Regions from separate parts of the Homo sapiens genome. Here region 1 is linked to region 2. A link is an interaction called in ENCODE POLR2A ChIA-PET data of the cell type or tissue named here. Cell type or tissue: CD4-positive, alpha-beta T cell. All regions are shown on one strand. Each heading gives the region's core, and the rest is flanking DNA. Links, peaks and the distances in the headings are about the cores only.

Region 1 (9,672 bases), core at 1-8,000, 89 kb after region 2:
CTCAGCCCAAATAGTTCCTGGTATACTTAAGAACTTATGTACTAGAAACAACAAAGCTGACATGCACATAGGGAGACCTTGTTTATACAAAAAATTTAAAAATTAGCTGAGTGTGGTGGCGTATGACTGTAGTCCCAGCTACTTGGGAGGCTGAGGTGGGAAGATCGCTTGAGCCCAGGAGGTCGAGACTACAGGGAGCCATGTGTGTGCCACTGTACTCCAGCCTGGGTGATGAAGCAAGACCCTGTCTCAAAAAAATAAAAAATAGGCCAGGCACAGTGGCTCATGCCTGTAATCCCAGCACTTTGGGAGGCCAAGGTAGGTGGATTACTTGAGCCCAGGAGTTTGAGACTAGCCTGGGTAACATGGCAAAAGCCCATCTCTACAAAAAATTAGCTGAACATGGTGGTGTGTACCTGTAGTCCCAGATACTTGGGAGGCTGAGGCAGGAGCATCACTTGAGCCCAGGAGGTTGAAGCTGCAGTGAACCCCGATTGCACCACTACATTCCAGCCTGAGTGACAGAGCAAGACATTGTCTCAAAAATAAAAAAAAAATTAAAAGCTGACTTGCATTTAAACTTTAGATTTTCTTTCTAGTAACATTAATAAGCTAATTAGTTCACTTTCTCAAGATTTTACTTCAAATCACCTTCCTTTTTTTTTGTTTTTTGTTTTCTTTTTGTGGAGATGAGGTCTCACTGTGTTGCCCAGGCTGGTCTCAGGCTCCAGCAATTCTCCTGTCTTGGCCTTCCAAAGTGCTGGGATGTAAGCCACCACACCTGTCCCCATCTTCTTTAAGAGTAGACTACAGGAACACCTTCTAAAGCTTTTATGTAGGCAAATATGAAGCAGTGGATTTATTTTTTTATTTTATTTTATTTTTAGATGTAATCTCACTCTGTCGCCCAGGCTGGAATGCAGTGGCTCGATCTCAGCTCGCTGCAACTTCTGCTTCCTGGGTTCAAGCAATTCTCCTGCCTCAGCCTCCCGAGTAGCTGGGACTACAGGTGTGCACTACCACTCCTGGCTAATTTTTTGTATTTTTAGTGGAGACGGGGTTTTGCCATGTTGGCCAGGCTGGTCTTGAACTCCTGATCTCAGGAGATCCGCCCACCTCAGCCTCCCAAAGTCTTGGGATTACAGATGTAAGCCACCACACCCAGCCTGAGGCAGTGGATTTAGAGGGAAAAAAGCCTCAATTATATTTATGATTATATTTACAACTATATATTAATTATATTTATAACTCTATGATCTCTGAGGCATCAAAAGCCAGGAATGGGGTCCAAGTGGCCTTGAAGCCTGCTTTCTGAAGACAAGGACCCTATGTACTGCTCTCACATAGGGCTGAGAAAATGCGAAGGATCACTAAGGAAGGAAGAAAAGAAAATATTTTCTGGCTGGGCGTAGTGGCTCACACCTGTAATCCCAGCACTGTGGGAGGCCGAGGCAGGCGGATTACCTGAGGTCAGGAGTTTGAGATCAGCCTGGCCAACATGGTGAAACCTCATCTCTACTGAAAATATAAAAATTAGCCAGGCGTGGTGGCACACCTGTAATCCCAGCTACTCGGGAGGCTGAGGCAGGAGAATTGCTTGAACCTGGGAGGTGGAGGTTGCAGTGAGCCGAGATTGCGCCACTGCACACCAGCCTGGGCGACAGAGCGAGACTTCATCTCAAAAATAAATAAACAAACAAAATATTTTCTTGTCTTTATGGTAAATCTTGATGTGTCCTACTTTATGGAGTCAGCTCCAAAGATGAAGGAACAGAAGGCCAAACAAAAGGAATAGAATGTTTGAGGCTGGAAAGAAACAAGCTGAGGGAAAATATGATGACAGGCTGTGAAACAGTTGAGGTGATAAAAATAAGGCTAGGCTGGGCACGGTGGCTCATGCCTGTAATCCCAGCACTTTCAGAGGCCGAGGTGGGCGGATCACTAGGTCAAGAGATTGAGACCATCCTGGCCAACATGGTGAAATCCCGTCTCTACTGAAAATACAGAAATTAGCTGGGTGTGGTGGCGTGTGCCTGTAATCCCAGCTACTCAGGAGGCTGAGGCAGGAGAATCGCTTGAACCTGGGAGGCGGAGGTTGCAGTGAGCAGAGATCGCACCACTCCACTCCAGCCTGGCGACAGAGTGAGACTCTGTCTCAAAAAAAAAAAAAAAAAAGATCTGGCCTTGAGCCTCACGTACAGGACCAGAAACCCAATGTGGTTTGTACCCTAAGAGCAGATTCCTTCCTCGGGGATTTGTCAGGCTCACAGGCGCTTGCTAGATAAGCAGAGTGCTGTTAACAACGGGCAAGTGGACCAGTGTCCTCGTGCTGGCAAAAGGCATATTGATCCCCTATAGGAGAGCATTCGGGGAAGCCAAATTACTAGAAATATTTGATGAGCAGTTAATTAGATTAACTAGTGTTAGTTATGTAACTTAAATGTTTAATGTCACCCTCTCTGGATGCTAGAATTAGATTGTTCGGGATTCAAGTCTAGTCTTGGTTTTTTATTAGCCGTGTGGTCTCTGTTGAATTCGTAACAACTCAACTATAGATTTCTCTTCTATAAAATGGGATGATAGGTTGGGCGTGGTGGCTCATGCCTGTAATCACAGCACTTTGGGAGGCCAAGGCAGGTGGATCACCTATGGTCAGGAGTTCAAGACCAAAAATACAAAAATTAGCCAGGTACGATAGTGGGTGCCTGTAATCCCAGCTACTCAGGAGGCTGAGGCGGGAGAACTGCTTGAATCTGGAAGGCAGGGGTTGCAGTGAGCCGAGATCGCGCCACTGCACTCCAGCCTGGGTGACAGAGGAGACTCTGTCTCAAAAAAATAAATAAATAAAATGGGATGATCATTGTGCTTGATACAGCCATAAGGATTAGACAAGAAATAAAGCAGCTTTTTTTTTTTTTTTTTTTTTTGAGACAGGGTCGCATTGTCCACTGTTGCCCAGGCTGGGGTGTGGAGTGCAGTGGCGAACTCTGCTCACTGCAACCTTTGCCTCAGCATTCTGAGTTGCTGGGACTATAGGCGAGTGCCAACACACCTGGCTAAGGTTTTTTGTTTTTTGTAGAGATGGGGGTCTTACTATGTTGCCCAGGCTGGTCTCGAACTCCTGGTGTGAAGCAATCCTCCTACCTCAGCCTCCCAAAGTGCTGGGATTACAGGCATGAGCCACTGCACCCAGCCAGAAATCATTATCCTATGATTCTCAGGAGAACAGTTGTATTTCCAAGATCTTCCTTGGCTCCTATTGTTACCCCTGTAAAGCTTGCAATAATTATGATCATTTACATGTTTTTTAAAAACTCTTTAATCAAGATAATCAACAAACGAAGGGGAGACATATTGATTTTCTAAGACATAATGAGCAGGGAATCTTCCTGCCCTCCTTGGGGTAAGGCCTAAAGTTACATGTGAACACTCTGGTTTTCTCTATACCTGTTGAGAACATGTGTGAGACATGATGCAGCTCATCAAGTAATTATTGAATACTTGGTGTGTGTAGCTTCCTGTTCTAGGCACTGGAGATTCAAAGATGACTCACGATGTGTTTCCTGCCCTTGGACTCAAAATTTAACTAGTAAAACTGGTTAAAACAAACACACAAAAAATTAATGCAATAACTGTTATAGTGGAAAGAAATGAGCTCACAGCTAAAGGAGTAAATCACTCCAGGAGTATCTCATTTCAGCTGGGTCTAAAGGATTAGCAAAGCATTAACAAGTGACACGAAGACATGTAAGGTGAAGAGCCATGATCAAAGGCATAAAAGTCTACAAGAGTATTTGGGGGACAGCGAGTCATCTTACACCATTGGATGAGGGTGTAGAGTAGTGATGCTAAACCTTTAAAGACATTTGGAAAGCTTTCATTGTCTGCCAACATCAACTGCCAAGCCTAACCACTTCTAACATTTAAATTTTTTTTTTCCCCAAGATGGAGTCTTGCTCTGTTGCCCAGCCTGGAGTGCAGTGGTGCAATCTTGGCTCATTGCAACCTCTGCCTCCCAGGTTTAAGCAATTCTCCTGCCTGAACCTCCCAAATTGCTGGGATTACAGACACGCACCACCATGCCCAGCTAATTTTTGTATTTTTAGTAGAGATGGGTTTCACCATGTTGGCCAGGCTGGTCTCAATCTCCTGACCTCACGATCTGCCTGCCTCGGCCTCCCAAAGTGCTGGGATTACAGGCATGAGCCACCAAGCCCGGCCTATTCTAACATTTTAAAGACTCATCCTTCCATATCATCTCCTGCCTAGACTGTAGGAGTTTTTTTCCTTATTAATGTCTGCTTTCTTCAGACCCCTGTGAAAGCCTTATTTATTTATTTATTTATTTATTTATTTATTTATTTATTTATTTATTTTGAGACGGAGTTTTGCTCTTGTTGCCCAGGCTGGAGTACAATGGCATGATTTTGGCTCACCACAACCTCCACCTCCCGGGTTCAAGCAATTCTCCCGCCTCAGCCTCCCAAGTAGCTGGGATTACAGGCATGCGCCACCATGCCCGGCTAATTTTGTATTTTTAGTAGAGACGGGGTTTCTCCATGTTAGTCAGGCTGATCTGGAATTCCCAACCTCATGTGATCTGCCCACCTCAGCCTCCCAAAGAGCTGGGATTACAGTCGTGAGCCACCACGCCGGCCTATTTATTTATTTATTTATTTTGAGGTGGAGTCTCGCTGTGTCGCTCAGGCTGGAGTGCAGTGGCGAGATCTCGACTCACTGCAGCTTCCGCCTCCCAGATTCAAGCAATTCTCCTGCCTCAGCCTCCTGAGTAGCTGGGACTACAGGTATGTGCCACCATGCCCAGCTAATGTTTTTGTATTTTTAGTAGAGATGGGGTTTCACCCTGTTAGCCAGGATGGTCTCGATCTCCTGACCTTGTGATCTGCCCGCCTCAGCCTCCCAAAGTGCTGGGGTTACCCCGGCCAGCCATATTTATTTTTTACCTCTCAGCTCAAATGACTGCTCTTAAAGGTATAAAGGACTGTTGCTAAACCTATATCCAATGTTTTAGAAGTTGATTTTGTTTTCTGTGCTGTTACTTACTTTTCCAAACATGCATGGATCACCCTTTATAATCCATCTCTATATTTTTCATTTTGCAAAACACCTTCATGTCTGCCTTTTCAAGTGATGCTCACAGCTCTATTTGATCAGCCAGGCAGTTTTGTCCTAAATTCAGAAATGAAGTGACTTGCTCAGGGTTGTCCGGCAACTTGTTGGCAAAATCAGAATGAGTACAGTAGTCTCCCCCTTGTTCACAGCTTCACTTTCTGCTATTTTCTGCTATTGGTTACACATGGTCAACTGCAGTCTGAAAATACTAAATGGAAACTTCCAGAAATCATGTTTCGAATTGCACACCATTCTGAGTAGAGTGGTGAAATCTCACAACATCCTGCTGCATACTGCCTGGAATGTGACTCGTTCCATTGTCCAGCATACCCATGCTGTATATACTACCCACCTATTAGCCACTTAGTAGCCATCTCAGTTATCAGATTGATAACACATACTATATATAGGATTCAGGACTATCCTTGATTTCAGACATCCACCAGAGAGCTTGGAACATATCCCCCATAAAAAATGGGGGACTGTAGGCTTGGTGTGATGGCAATCACGGCCTATAATCCCAGCACTTTGGGAGGCTAAGGTGGGTGGATCACGAGGTCAGGAGTTCGAGACCAGCCTGACCAACATGGTGAAACCCCGTCTCTACTAAAAATACAAAAATTAGCTGGTTGTGGTGGTGTGTGCCTGTCATCCCATCTACTCAGCAGGCTGAGGCAGGGGAATCACTTGAACCTGGGAGGTAGAGGTTGCAGTGAGCCAAGATTGCACCACTGCACTCCAGCCTGGGCGACAGAGCGAGACTCTGTCTCAGGAAAAAAAAAAAAAAAAAAGATGGGATCTCACTCTGTCACCCAGGCTGAAGTGCAATGGCGTAATCATAGCTCACTGCAGCCTTTAACTCCTGGGCTCAAGCAATCCTCCTGAGTCGCTAGGACTACAGGCACATGCCACCATGTCTGGCTAATTAAAAAAAAAAGAATTATTTATAGAGACAGGGTCTCACTATGTTGCCCAGGCTGGGAAGGGCTTTAATTGTGGAAACTTCAGGCTCTCAGGCAGACAGCAGAGGTATTTAGGTGATGACTTATTAATCTACAAGTATGTCCTGAATAACTGCTTAGGACCCAGGTCTATGTTCAAGGTTAGGTACTACCAGAGATAGATAGAGGATGTCCCTAGCCCTCGAGTGCCTTCTATTTCGTTTTATATTAGTGTGGAAATATCAGACTAAACCTTGAGTATTAGAAGGTAAAAGTCAAGGATGAAAAGGGAAGTGTAAAGGTATAGGCTACAGGTGTGGAAGGAATGGAGCGGAGCAGTCACTGGACATCACAGTAGTCATATGAAACCGCATGCTAAAGCGAGCATGACTTTCAAGCCTCTGCTTCTAGCCTTTACCCACTCTGGCCCAGGCTACTCTTGCTTCTTTTTTTTTTTTTTTTTTGAGATGGGGTCTCACTCTGTTGCCCAGGCTATCAGGCAGTGGTGCAGTCACAGCTCACGCAGCCCTAACCTCCCAGGCTCAAGTTATCCTCCTGCTTCAGCCTCCTCAGTAGCTGATGCTACAGGTGCACACCACCGTGCCCAGCTAATTTTTGTATTTTTTGTAGAGATGGGGTTTTGCCATGTTGCCTAGGCTGGTCTCAAACTCCTGAGCTCAAGCAATCCACCTGCTTCAGCCTCCCAAAGTGCTGGGATTATAAGCGTGAGCCACCAGGCCCAGACTCTTGCTTCTTCTAATGTAACTGCAGGCTCCTCCCTGCTTCCGGCCTCCTCCCTCTCACAGCTGCCAGAGTGACCTTCCCAAAGCACACACGTGATCACAAAACCCCCCTGCTTCAAGCCCACTGGTGGCTCCCCGGTACCCTGGGATAAATTCCAAACTCAGCCACTCCACAAGGCCTCCCATGCTCACCAAGCCCCTGCTCACCCCCTCAGCCTCATCTCTAACTGCCCCCTCTGGCCCCTGGGGATTCAGCTTGCTTGCTTCCTCCACCAGTCTGACCTCAGTCCTCCCTCCCTCTGTTGTCCCCTCCTCAGGCTTCTGTTCCATTCCTTAATTGGGATCCTGGTGGTGAAAGTGCATTCTAAAGCGCTATGCCCCATGGGGGGGACTAGGGAGAGTGTTTGAGTTTCCAGGCTTCTTCCACACTGAACATATGGTACTTTCACACTCAAAGTGCTTTTCAGGTTGCTTTTGACATAAGACAAGGCCATCAGTTGGGGAGGTGTATGTAAGGGAAACCAGAGCTAGAGACAGGTTTTAGAGGTATTCATCAGAAGATATTTCTGGACCACTTACTGTGTATCTGGCCTTGGGTGCTGGGCATAGCAAAGGCAGATGCAGCCTGAACAAATAGAGAATTGGCTGGCCCTACGCCAGATTTGCTGAATTGGAATCTCCAGGGAAGTTCTCAGGTGAATCTTAGAACTGGGTAAGTTGGAAAGCCCTAACCTGATTTCATTTGTAAGACATATCCAGGATAGGCAAATCTGTAGAGACAGAAAGTAGATTAGTGGTTGCCTGGGGGTAGGGTGGAGAATATGGAAGCGCAGGGATGACAGCTAAGGGGTGCAGGGTTTCTTTTTGGGTTGATGAAAATGTTCTAAAATTGTGGTGATGGCTGTGCAACTCTGAATATACTAAAAGCCATTGAATTGTACACTTTAAGTATTTATTTATTTTTTTGAGATGGAGTCTCACTCTTCACCTAGGTTGGAGTGCAGTGGCATGATCTAACTCACCGCAACCTCCACCTCCCGGGTTCAAGAGATTCTTCTGCCTCAGCCTCCCAAGTAGCTGGGATTAGAAGCATCCACTACCATGCCCAGCTAATTTTTGTATTTTTTAAGTAGAGACAACATGGGGTTTCACCATGTTGGCCAGGCTGGTCTGGAACTCCTGACCTCAGGTAGTCCACCTGCCTTGGCCTCCAAAAGTGCTGGGATTATAGGCATGAGCCACTGCGCCTGGCCAAATTGTACACTTTAAATGGTTGAATTGCATGGTAGGTGCGCTAAATCTCAAAAAGAGCTGTTTAAAAAAAATAAAAAGGCTGGGTGTGATGCCTCATACCTGTGATCCCAGCACTTTAGAAGGCCAAGGTGGGAGGATCACTTGAGGCCAGCCTGGGCGACATAGTGAGACCACCTCTTTAGCAGGGCATAGTGGTGTGTGCCTATAGTCCCAGCTACTTGGTAGGCTGAGGTAGGAGGATCCCTTGAGCCCAGGAGTTCAAGGTTACGGTGAGCTATGATCATACCACTGCACTCCAGCCAGGACAACAGAGCAAGACCCTGTCCCAAAAACAAAACAAAACACTTGGACCAAGTTCTAGAGGGAAGGCACCCACCTCAGACCTGGGTGGTTACCCAGTAAAATTGTCAGCATATATTATGAATGTATGTTCCAGAGGGTACAAAGTAAATAAGCAATTGCAGGCCAGGTGCGGTGGCTCACGCCTGTCATCCCGCACTTTGGGCGGCCAGGGTGGGTGGATCACCTGAGGTAAGGAGTTTGAGACCAGCCTGACCAACATGGAGAAACGCCGTCTCTACTAAAAATACAAAATTAGCCGGGTGTGGTGGCACATGCCTGTAATCCCAGCTACTCGGGAGGCTGAGGCAGGACAATCGCTTGAACCCAGGAGGCAGAGGTTGTGGTGAGCTGAGATCACGCCATTGCACTCCAGCCTGGGCAACAAGAGTGAAACTCTATCTCAAAAAATAAATAAATAAATAAAATAAGCAATTGCAATGAAGTGTGATTAGTCTTATAGAAGGGAAAGCGCAGGCTCCTGTGACAAGAGCAGGTGGGCATGCAGCTTGCTAAAGAAATATATGGGCCAGGTGCCGTGGCTCACACCTGTAATCCCAGCAGTTTGGGAGGCTGAGGCGGGTGGGTCACTTGGGGTTAGGAGTTAGAGACCAGCCTGGCCAACAAGGTGAAACCTCGTCTCTACTAAAAATACAAAAATTAGCTGGTTGTGGTGGCGGGCATCTGTAATCCCAGCAACTCCAGAGGCTGAGGCACAAGAATTGCTTGAACCCGGGAGGCAGAAGTTACAGTGAGCCGAGATTGCGCCACTGCACTCAGCCTGGGCAGCAGCGCAAGACTCCATATCAAAAAAATATATATTTAGGGCATTTAATTGGGAGGATTCTGATGGCTGGGATGTGGGTACAGAGGAAAGAGTAAGGATGAGGCTCTGTTATATGGCTTGGGTACCTGGGAAATTGGTAACCCCTAGAGCTGTTGGAGGAGAAACAAGTTTTGAGAAGATGTTGAGTCTGATTTTGAGCATGTTGAGTTTGAAATGCCCCAGATGTTCAAAAGGAAGTGTCCAGTGAGCAGCTGGATGTGGGGGTCTGGAAGCAAGGTAAGAACCATGTGAATGATTGGCATGCAGCCTCAGCATGTGGATGGAAGCCAGCAGAATGGGGAGGTCATCTAGGGGTATGTTTTGAGAGAGAGGAAAGGGCCTAGAATGGAACCCTGTGGGGCGATTTTTATTTTTTAAGTAGAGACAACATGGGGTTTCACCATGTTAAGACATGCCTGAGGAGGAGGAGAAGGTT
Region 2 (9,723 bases), core at 1-8,000:
TGGGAAGGTGGGCCTGGGGCCGCAAGGAGGCGGCTTCCAGCAGCCTCCCCCGGCCCCGACAGGTCCCCCTTACGTGCGGGAGAAGACGTTCCTCGAAGCGTCGAGGTGGGTAAGGCTGGTGCAGCAGCCTCGGGATACCGCTGCGAAGAGCTGCGGGGGGAGGCTGTTGGCTACACCCGCGGGGGGACCGAGCCCTCCCCGTCCCGCCCTCCAGTCCGCCCTGCCGGTCATCCATCCCCCCACGGAGCACCCCCTCACAGTGTCCAGGGCAGTGTCGGTGCCTGCGAGATTCAGGAACGACAGTACGTTAGGACGGCTCAGGAAGCTATAGAGGCCCTGGAGGGAGGACAGGGGTGCGATGGAGTGGGGGATCGCCTACCCAGGGCTTATGAGCAACCCCAAGCTCCCACCCTGAAGACAGCCACTCACCCCACTGTCCTCGGAGGCCCCCAGCGCCCCAGGATTCCCAGAAAGGTCCAGGTGGGTCAGGGTGGAGTCGAAGGCGGCATTGGTGGCCAGTGCCCGGCCCAGAGCCCTCATTCCTGGTGGTGGGTCGGGGTCACTCAGCAGTTGGACAGACCCCCACCCCCCTCCCCTCACCCCCTCCCTCATCCAGCCTACCTCGCGGTGTCAACCCTGTCTGGGCCAGGCTGAGTCTCCTCAGGGCTCCTGGACAACGCTCGAGGTGTCTGCTGAGTGCAGTCATGCCTTGGGGGGTGGGAACAGCCACGTGGGTCTCACCTCCTCCTGCTGCCCACCCCTGCGGTCCCCAGGCTCAGTCATACCTCGGTCATCCAGCAGGTTCCCCGCGAGGCTGAGCTCCCGCAGCCCAGAGCTTGAGTGTCCCGCCAGCGCCTGGGCCAGTCGTCGGACAAAGTCTCTGGGGACCAGACCCCAGGCATGAGATTCTGCCCCTGGTTTGCCAACCCCTCCCAGGCCACTAGCCCCCAGTCCCAAGCCTCCAGACTCTCCTCTCCAAGCCCTGCCCTGTCCCCCTCACCCCCTCAGGCTGCAGGTCTCCAGCACCAGCTCCTCCAGGTGTGATGACTGACTCATCATGTGCAGAATCTGTTCTGAGACCTCAAGGCTCTGAGAAGCAGAGGGCGGCGGCTCACGGGCTGCACCCTGGCCCTCAGCGGGCTGCACCCTGGCCCACACCCTTGGCCCCTCCCTGCCCTTACCCCGAACCCCCTCACCAGCTTCATGTCCACACAGGAGAGGCACCGGAACCACAGGTTGTAGGACAGGGCAGCCACACTCAAGGCCAGGTCCCTGGTGGGAGGGTGGGAACAGAGGCAGAGCTCAGGGCCCTCCAGCCAGGTCCCAGGCCCAGCAGCCCCTCCATGGAGAAACTGAGGCCCAGGGATATGGGCCCCGGGATCTTCCTCCTCTCCCATCCTGGCAGGCCACACACCGACTGCCGAGGTGGCTGAAGTCTCCCAGGCTGAAATGGCGGCAGCCCTGGCGATGGTAAATGGTGTCCACGTCCTGGGTGAGAAGGAGATGCTTACAGTTCGCCTGGGGCCACAAGGGGCAGGGAGGGGCTCAGCACACATGGGGGACCAGATGTCTCCAGAGCCCTTCAAAAGGGCCCTACCCTCACCCACTGAATCTCCTCTCGGAAAGGGAAGCCATTGTAGTCACACAGAGCCTCGTATGTCTCCAAGAAGCCACCTGGGGAGGGGATAGGGGTGCGATGTGGAAAAGGAGAGAGACAAAACATCAGCGATGGAGGAAGACCAGACCCACAGACTAGGTGGTGGCTGGGACCTGAATGGCTCTGTTCAGTTTGGGGCCCCCCCAGCTTGCGGGTCTGGGGAGGCAGAGGTGGGGCAGGCTGGAAGGCCTGTGGCTCTGCCTTCACCCTTACCACAGGGGCTGCAGGGGTCAGTGGACTCCGAGGGGCTGCTTCTCTCCAGCCGAGCCAGCATGGAGGCTGGTGTGGGCCTCCGGAATAGCTTCCTGGTAGGGGGTTAAGGAGAAGGGGGCAAAGGACTTCCAGCCTCTGGGATGGGAAGCAGCCCTTCTCATGCACTCCCTCCTCCCCTGCCAGCCCCTCGAATTTGCCAGGCCTCACCCAAGGGTCGAGCGAGGGAAGACCTTCTTGATGGCTGCAGCCACGTGCTGGGCCAGCTGTTCCAGGGCGGCCACACCAGGAAACTCCAGGACCAGCTCACGCAGGGACTCCAGCTCAAAGGTGACCTAGGGAAGGGGCACTACTAGGCCTCGGCTCCACACATGGGCGCAGGTGATGGTGGTAGCATGAAGACCAGGCTGCAGGCCCAGGTAGGGTACTAGGTGTCTCACCTGAGGGGGTGTCTCCTGCAGCGCCATGGCCTGGACCTCCAGGTAGCTGAACGTGCAGTCCACCTAGAAAGGGCCTAGATCAGCTGGGACCAAGCCCCCAGCCCCGCCCTCATGGAAGTCCAGTCCTTTGGGCAGCCTGGGGCAGAGCCAGATCTGCCTGGACTCCCCTCCTGTCGGCTGCCCAGAGCCCAGTGCTGGTGCAAAGTCAGGGCCCACAAGGCCAAGAAGGACCACTCTGCAGATGCAGCCCCCTGCCAAGGTAGCTGCTGGCGGGCGGGGGTGTGGCCAGGCCCTGGGACTCACCCTCAGCGGGAGGCAGGTGGTGTGCAGCAGGTAGGCTCTCCATCGTAGCAGTGCCTGGGGAAAGACAGTCTGATATCCTGGGCAGAGCAAGAGGCTCTTTCTGTGGGGCCACAGCCGCCTCCCCGGCTCTGTCCCCTGCCCCATACCAGGACATGGTTTTGCACAGCACCCTCCCCGGGTAGCCAGGTTTTCAGCAGCAGCTCCACCTCTTTGGGCCACAGGAACCTGGTGATCTCGCCTGTGGAAGGGCAGCCTGCTGGGTGACTTCAGTCCTTGCACAGAAGCCACTGGTGCCCACAGTCTGTGCCAGGCTGGGGCCCTGGGGCTTATCTGCGGCCAGCGAGGAAGGAGGGGAGAGGATCTGGGGCGCCTGCCCTCCTGGGGAGCAGGGAGGACCTCTGACCAGGCCCTCTGGGGCGCTGGGTGGGCCTCTGATTTTGGGGCTGCACTACTTCCTCCCGGCCAAGAAGGCAGGAAGGGCCAGCGCTTACCTCGGAGCTCACAGGAGATGCCGTCGGGGGTCTGGGCCATGGGCCGGGCGGGCCGGGGAGGCCCAACGAGCTCCGGCGGGAAACAGCAGAGGACGAGCGCGCACACAGGAAGCCTGGGGCCCAGACCCGCACGGCAGCCACCTGCTCCTCCGGCGGCGGAAGGTGCGCGCCGCTTCCTGCCAGGCCGCCCCCGGCCCGGCCCCTCCCCGCCCCGGCCTCGCGGCTCGAGAGCTTGCCCGGGAGCGGGGTTGTGGGAGGGGGGCCGAGTCCCACCTGCCCGCCCGCCCCGTCGCCCAGGAGCTTCTCCGCCAGGGTAGACGTCGGGGTGGGCAGTGGCGTGGCCGGGAGGGTCGCGGGTGTGGCGGGCCTCCAGCGGGTCCTTGCCCCCGGCTTCCACCCCGCCCCGCAGTCCCTGCCGCGAACACCAGGGGACGCTGCCTGCCTGGGGATCCCCGCGGCCCACCGGGGCTGGTCCCCTCCAAAGCCCAGGCTGCGGAGGTGGACGAGGCGCCTGGCAGAAGGGGGACTGTTCAGCAAGGAGCGCCCGAATTCTGCCAACACCGGAGGTCCTGCCCGTTGCTCCGAACCTGGAGTCCGTGACCCTGTTAGGGATCCAAGAGATTTTGAATGGGTGGGAAAAAATGTCAGATGGGGCCAGGCGCGGTGGCTCACGCCTGTAATCCCAGCACTTTGGAAGGCCGAGGAAGGAGGAACGCTTGAGCCAAAGAGTTCGAGACCAAGCTGGGCAACATAGGGAGACCCTGTCTCTGCAAAATAATTTACAAAATTAGACGGCGTGATGGCGTGTGTCTGTAATCCTAGCTACTTGGGAGGCTGAGGTGGGAGGATCACTTGAGCTTGGGAGGCAGAGTTTGCAGTGAGCGGAGATCGCACCACTGTACTCCAGCCTGGGTGACAAAGCCAGGTCCTGTCTAAAAAAAAAAAAAAAAAACAGCCTGATGGGTCCAGACGCCCTTCCTTGCCGCAGAGGTGGGGTCAGGGCCGAAGGTGAGGGTGTACCCGGAGCCTTCGGGGGGAAGCCTGGGGCTAAGGTGAGCCCTGAACCCCAAGCACTTCATAGAGGGCCGGAGTGAGTCGTCCAGGTACATGAGGGTCTTCTTGTGTCTGCCTTCTCCCCAGGCTGGAGAGAGTTTGGGAGGGGGCAGCCAGAGAGAGAGAAATAAGCCAGTGTCTCCAGGGCTGAGAGGGGTCAGACAGTCATAGGGTGGGGCCTGGTAGCCTGTTGCCCTCTCAAAGACCAGGACCTAGATTCTGGAAAGTTCACAGGAAGAGACTGCATTTTTTTTCTTCTATTACAATCTAAACTCCACTTAAGCGGTAAGGAACAGCAGTCTACCCTGCCCATAGCTCAGCAAGGTGGAGGTGAAATGACAGCTAAGGGTGACAAGGAGGAGTCAGCTGCAGAAGATGCAGCACAGAGAGTTCCTGCTGCCTCCCCGATTGAAGAGACATACTTGGTTTGTTTGTTGGTTTTGAGATAGAGTCTTGCTCTGTGGTCCAGGCTGGAGTGCAGTGGCACAATCTTGGCTCACTGCAGCCTCCGCCTCCCAGGTTCCAGCAATTCTCCTGCCTCAGTCTCCCGAGTAGCTGGGATTACAGGTGCCCACCACCATGCCTGGGCTAATTATTATTATTATTATTATCATTATTATTATTATTATTTTAGACAGAGCTTCGCTCTTGTTGCCCAGGCTGGAGTGCAGTAGGGCGATCTTGGTTCACTGCAGCCTCCGCCTCCCAGGTTCCAGCAATTCTCCTGCCTCAGTCTCCCGAGTAGCTGGGATTACAGGTGCCCACCACCATGCCTGGGCTAATTATTATTATTATTATTATCATTATTATTATTATTATTTTAGACAGAGCTTCGCTCTTGTTGCCCAGGCTGGAGTGCAGTAGGGCGATCTTGGTTCACTGCAACCTCTGCCTCCTGGGTTCAAGCAATTCTTCTGCCTCAGCCTCCCAAGTAGCTGGGATTACAGGCATGTGCCACCACACCCAGGGAATTTTTATGTTTTTAGTAGAGACGGGGTTTCACCATGTTTGTCAGGCTGGTCTCCAACTCCTGACCTCAGGTGATCTGCCCACCTCGGCCTCCCAAAGTGCTGGGATTACAGGCGTGAGACACCATGCCTGGCCACGAAGAGACATAATTTGGATTAAGATCTAAGGCTCTAAGACCACACAGAACCCTCAAACTGCTTGTAGGGTGACAATTCAGTAGGTCTCACACAGTACTGCCAAGGAACCAAGAATGCAGGTTCTGGCCAGGTGTAGTGGCTCATGCCTATAATCCCAGCATTTTGGGAGGCCGAGGTGGATCGCCTGAGCTCAGGAGTTCGAGACCAACCTGGCCAACATGGTGAAACCTTGTCTCTACTAAAATACAAAAAGTTAGCCAAGCGTGGTGGTGGGCACCTGTAGTCCCAGCTACTGGGGAGGCTGAGGCATGAGCATTGCTTGAGCCCAGGAGGCAGAGGTTGCAGTGAACCAAGATCTCACCACTGTACTCCAGCCTGGGCGACAGAGCAAGACTCCGTCTCAAAAAAAAAAAAAAGCAGGTTCTGCAGGCACACTGCCTAGATTTTGACACTGAACACATTGCTTAGCCTTTCTGGTCTTCCAGTTTTGTTTGTAAGCCGGAGCTATTAACTAACCTCAAGCCTTGCTCAAAGGATTCAATGTTTATTAAGGGAAGTGCCCGCAACAGTGCCTGGCACTCAGATAACACTCACATTTGCCAAGTCTACCATGACAACCCAGGGATTCCAAAACAGAATGGCAGAAAATCCACCTCACTGGGATTTTTCTGTTTAGAATGACAAGGAGGAGAGAGAAATGAGAGTGACTGCCAAAAGGGCTGGAGCCATGCCCAGGTGGAGGGCCTCTGGAGGCTGCAGCGATGCCAGTGGGGCCAGTCCCTGTGTGTGTGAGCACATGGGGGCAGGCAGGGACAACTAAGAGATCTGGACAGGCTTGCAGGGCTAGCCACGTGGCTGATGGTGGTCAGGGAGGTAGTAACACAGCAAACCTGATCTCAGAGACCAAGTGAACACATGGGACTCGGTTCTTACAAGTGACAGTGACTCAGTGAGAAGCTGTCAGCTTGTTCAAGCCCGTCTGTGTTCTGGATGGCATGCCACTCCATGGGCATTCAGGAAATGTCAAAGCTCCCGAGAGCATCAGCCTCGCCTGCTCTGGGTAGCACAGGCTGAGGGCGAGACTTGCCTCCCAGGTGGGCCGGGCTATGCCCCCTTGGTGCTGCCATAAGGCTCACCACAGATGATTTTCAAAGACCAGGTCCTGACAAGTCAGAGAAGGGTTCAGGTACTTGCTGAGCTGGGCAGCAATAGGGTGATGCCAGCCTAGGGGTGAAAGGGGCAAAGGTTCTTTACTTCTGTGGCTTAACACTGAGGGAGCTGCATGCAGGTTCAGGAACTTCCCTGTCAACAGAAGCAGTAACACAACTGGCTTCTGCTGCTGAATGTTTTATAATTAAGGGACAGACAGGATGCATCCTGGGCTATGCAGCAGGAGGATCCCTTTTCAGCCTTAACTCCATCAGGATGTCAATTCTCTTGCCCCCTCTCCAGCTAAAACAAATCCACTTTTAAACTTTTTTTTTTTGAGACGGAGTCTCGCTGTCACCCAGGCTGGAGTGCAGTGGCGCAATCTTGGCTCACTGCAACCTCCGCCTCCCGGGTTCAAGCAATTCTCCTGCCTCAGCCTCCCAAGTAGCTGGGAGGCTACTTTTAAACTTTTAAACTTTCTAACAGAGGGCCGGGCATGGTGGTGCACGCCTGTAATCCCAGCACTTTGGGTGGCCGAGGCGGGCGGATCATGAGGTCAGGAGATTGAGACCATCCTGGCCAACATGGTGAAACTCCGTCTCTATTAAAATACAATTAGCCAGGTGTGGTGGTGCGTGCCTGTATTCCCAGCTACTGGGGAGGCTGAGGCAGGAGAATTGCTTGAAACTGGGAGGCAGAGGTTGCAGTGAGCCGAGATCACGCCACTGCACTCCAGCCTGGCAACAGACCGAGACTCCATCTCAAAACAAACAAACAAGCAAACAAACAAACAAAAACCTTTCAAACAGAATGTATACAATCAGGAATGACAGGCTGTGTTGAATGAAGATACAGAAAAACTGAGCCTCATTGTTCTGCAAAGAGGTTATATATGCTTAGGTGGCTGGGAATGGTGGTTCATGCCTATAATCCAGCACTTTTGGAGGCTGAGGCAGGAAGATCACTTCAGTCCAGGAGTTTGAGACTAGCCTGGGCAACATAGCAAGATCCTATCTCTAAAAAAAAAAAAAAAAAAAAAAACCCTAAAAAAACAAAAAAAACAAAAATGAGCCAGGTGTGATGGCATGGCCCATAGTCCCAGCTATCCAGGAGGCTGAGGTAGGAGGATTGCTTGAGCCTAGTTCAAGGTCACAGTGAGCTGATTGTGCCACCACATCCCAGCCTAGGTGACAGAGTGAGACCCTGTCTCAAAAAAAACTTGGAATTAAAAAAAAGTTGGGGCCGGGTGTGGTGGCTCATGCCTGTAATCCTAGAACTTTGGGAGGCCGAGGCGGGCAGATCACCTGAGGTCAGGAGTTCCAGACCAGCCTGGTCAACATGGTGAAACCCCATCTCTACTAAAAATACAAAAATTAGCAAGGTGTGGTGGTGGGTGCCTGTAATCCCAGCTTCTCAGGAGGCTGAGGCAGGAGAATCCCTTGAACCCGAGGTGGAGGTTGAAGTGATCCAAGATTGTGCCACTGCACTCCAGCTTGGGTGACAGAGCGAGACTCCGTCTCAAAAAAAAAAAAGAAAAAAAGAAAAAAAGTTTTGGCTGGCTGGTAGGGGGTACCCTGGCGGGTAAACCCGTGGATGGGATAGAGAACTCAAGCTCCAACAGCCTGAGACCACTAACTTTCAGACCAACGAGTTAACTGCCTGGCTGAGTCCCGAGGCCCCAGGAGGCCCTGGGTCGTTTTCCTGGGAGACCCATCTGTGTGGACAGCACTAGCCAGCTAAAAGCTTCACACATTTTGCTCTGTTACTTCTAATTGACAACTCCTAAGTTGGAATTTAGGTTAAAAAACTCAAGTGGTTTAAGCTTTCACCTCAAGTGGGTTTGCCAAAGCAATCTGCCTAGGAATGGCAGCAGCAGCAAGATAATTTTCCACTCACGCCTAAGATTCCAAACACGACACAACTCCCTTTCCAACCACCTTCCTGAAGTGCTACCAGGCAGCTCTATTATCTAAGACGGTCTCTTCACTACTCGGTGGTTGTGCATCTGTCTCTCCTTTCAAATGAACTTCTCTAGGGCAGACTGGGCCCAGCTCCTCTCTGTTCCCTCACACCTGGCAGAGCTCCAGGTACATCTGATCCTAGGCCTCCTTGAGCTGAGAGCCTGAGTAGACCAGCTTCCCCTCAGCCCCTTTCACTCTAAGCAGCTCTACGCCCCATCTACTCTGTGCATGGGGCACTTACTCCTCAAGTGGATCATGGAAGCTGGCTGCTGTCCATCTACTCACCTGTCTACTTAGACACACATTTTGGGGAGTTAAGAAGTTACAGCAGGGGCCGGGTGTGGTGGCTCACGCCTGTAATCCCAGCACTTTGGGAGGCCTAGGCAGGCGGATTACAAGGTCAGGAGATCGAGACCATCCTGGCTAACACAGTGAAACCCAGTCTCTACTAAAAATACAAAAAATTGGCCAGGCATGGTGGCAGGCGCCTGTAGTCCCAGCTACTCGGGAGGTTGAGGCAGGAGAATGGCGTGAACCTGGGAGGTGGAGGTTGCAGTGAGCTGAGATTGCGCCACTGCACTCCAGCCTGGGCAACAGAGCGAGACTCCATCTCAAACAAAACAAAACAAAACAAAACAAAACAAAAAAACAGTTACAGCAGGATGCGCTCAATATCCAGTCACCCGCCAAGATCATATCGTCCCATCTGCTAGAGAAAGTACCATCCCAGGGAACAGAGGTTGCCTGTGAAAGGCAGCAGCCTGCACAGCCTGGAACCATGTATGCAGCCCCCCAGCCTCCCTCAAGCAGGCAGGAATCACGCAAGATGGAGTCTTTGGAGCACTTGTTAATCCGTTATGATTTATTAGCTGTACAGCAGTAGATCCTCCTCCCCAGCTTTCAACCCCATTACATATTTTATTACAGGTCTCATGTTGGCGTCCTAAAATAATGAAAAATATCACACAGTACAGCTAAGTACAAAATGCATCAACCTAGAGTCTGATAGCTAACTGATGGCTCTCTTAAAAGCAATACACAGAAGAAAAAAGTGTTTGAAATCAGTAAGACTGAGGCTCTCTAAAAAACACATTTTTAAACATGTGACAGTTCATGTGCAAGAATCACTTTTTAGTTGGTTTTGCTTCACATTATTTTATTTTTTGAAGATCCAAGGTTTAAATTACTGACCTAGTGAAATTTTCTGGCCCAGCTTATAAGGGCTGCTGTGAACCACTCATAATCACCCTTCTGCCTTAACAGAAGATTTATAAAACACAACAATCAGCTACAAACAGGGCAAAGAAAATGTCGATGGGAAATCATAACTGAAAGTTAATTATACAAGGTTCA

Evidence for each region. ChIA-PET counts read pairs that join two places held together with the same protein. Peaks named below come from ENCODE experiments on the same cell type or tissue, not always from the same donor. Only the 100,000 strongest peaks of a DNase experiment are listed, where the experiment ranks them.
Region 1: POLR2A ChIA-PET joins it to region 2 with 13 read pairs; 26 of 35 experiments call an interaction of 5 or more read pairs at or near these places.

The regions. Positions count from the first base shown.
Region 1 is chr16:67,549,958-67,559,629 of GRCh38, reverse strand. The region is part of intron 1 of LOC124903703 (a long non-coding RNA gene); the gene reads left to right. Among named protein-coding and RNA genes, the nearest start is that of CTCF-DT, 7.5 kb to the left of the region's middle. RefSeq lists enhancers at 6,433-6,932, 6,933-7,434. In CD4-positive, alpha-beta T cell, for the core only: no CTCF peak of the experiment used is centred there; DNase peaks (open chromatin) are centred at 3,519 and 3,839; H3K27ac peaks cover 1,824 bases.
Region 2 is chr16:67,638,665-67,648,387 of GRCh38, reverse strand. CARMIL2 (capping protein regulator and myosin 1 linker 2) reads right to left here and starts at 3,244. Exons shown (of 38, transcript NM_001013838.3): 1 at 3,102-3,244; 2 at 2,757-2,848; 3 at 2,611-2,664; 4 at 2,308-2,370; 5 at 2,078-2,202; 6 at 1,871-1,962; 7 at 1,604-1,674; 8 at 1,415-1,488; 9 at 1,197-1,272; 10 at 1,001-1,089; 11 at 786-880; 12 at 622-708; 13 at 430-542; 14 at 74-336. The coding sequence starts at 3,141. It overlaps CTCF (CCCTC-binding factor), which reads right to left. Exons shown (of 12, transcript NM_006565.4): 12 at 9,211-9,723. RefSeq lists a silencer at 3,161-3,550. In CD4-positive, alpha-beta T cell, for the core only: a CTCF peak has its summit at 3,527 (motif pointing right); DNase peaks (open chromatin) are centred at 2,217, 2,777, 3,257 and 3,527; H3K4me3 peaks cover 1,685 bases; H3K27ac peaks cover 2,446 bases.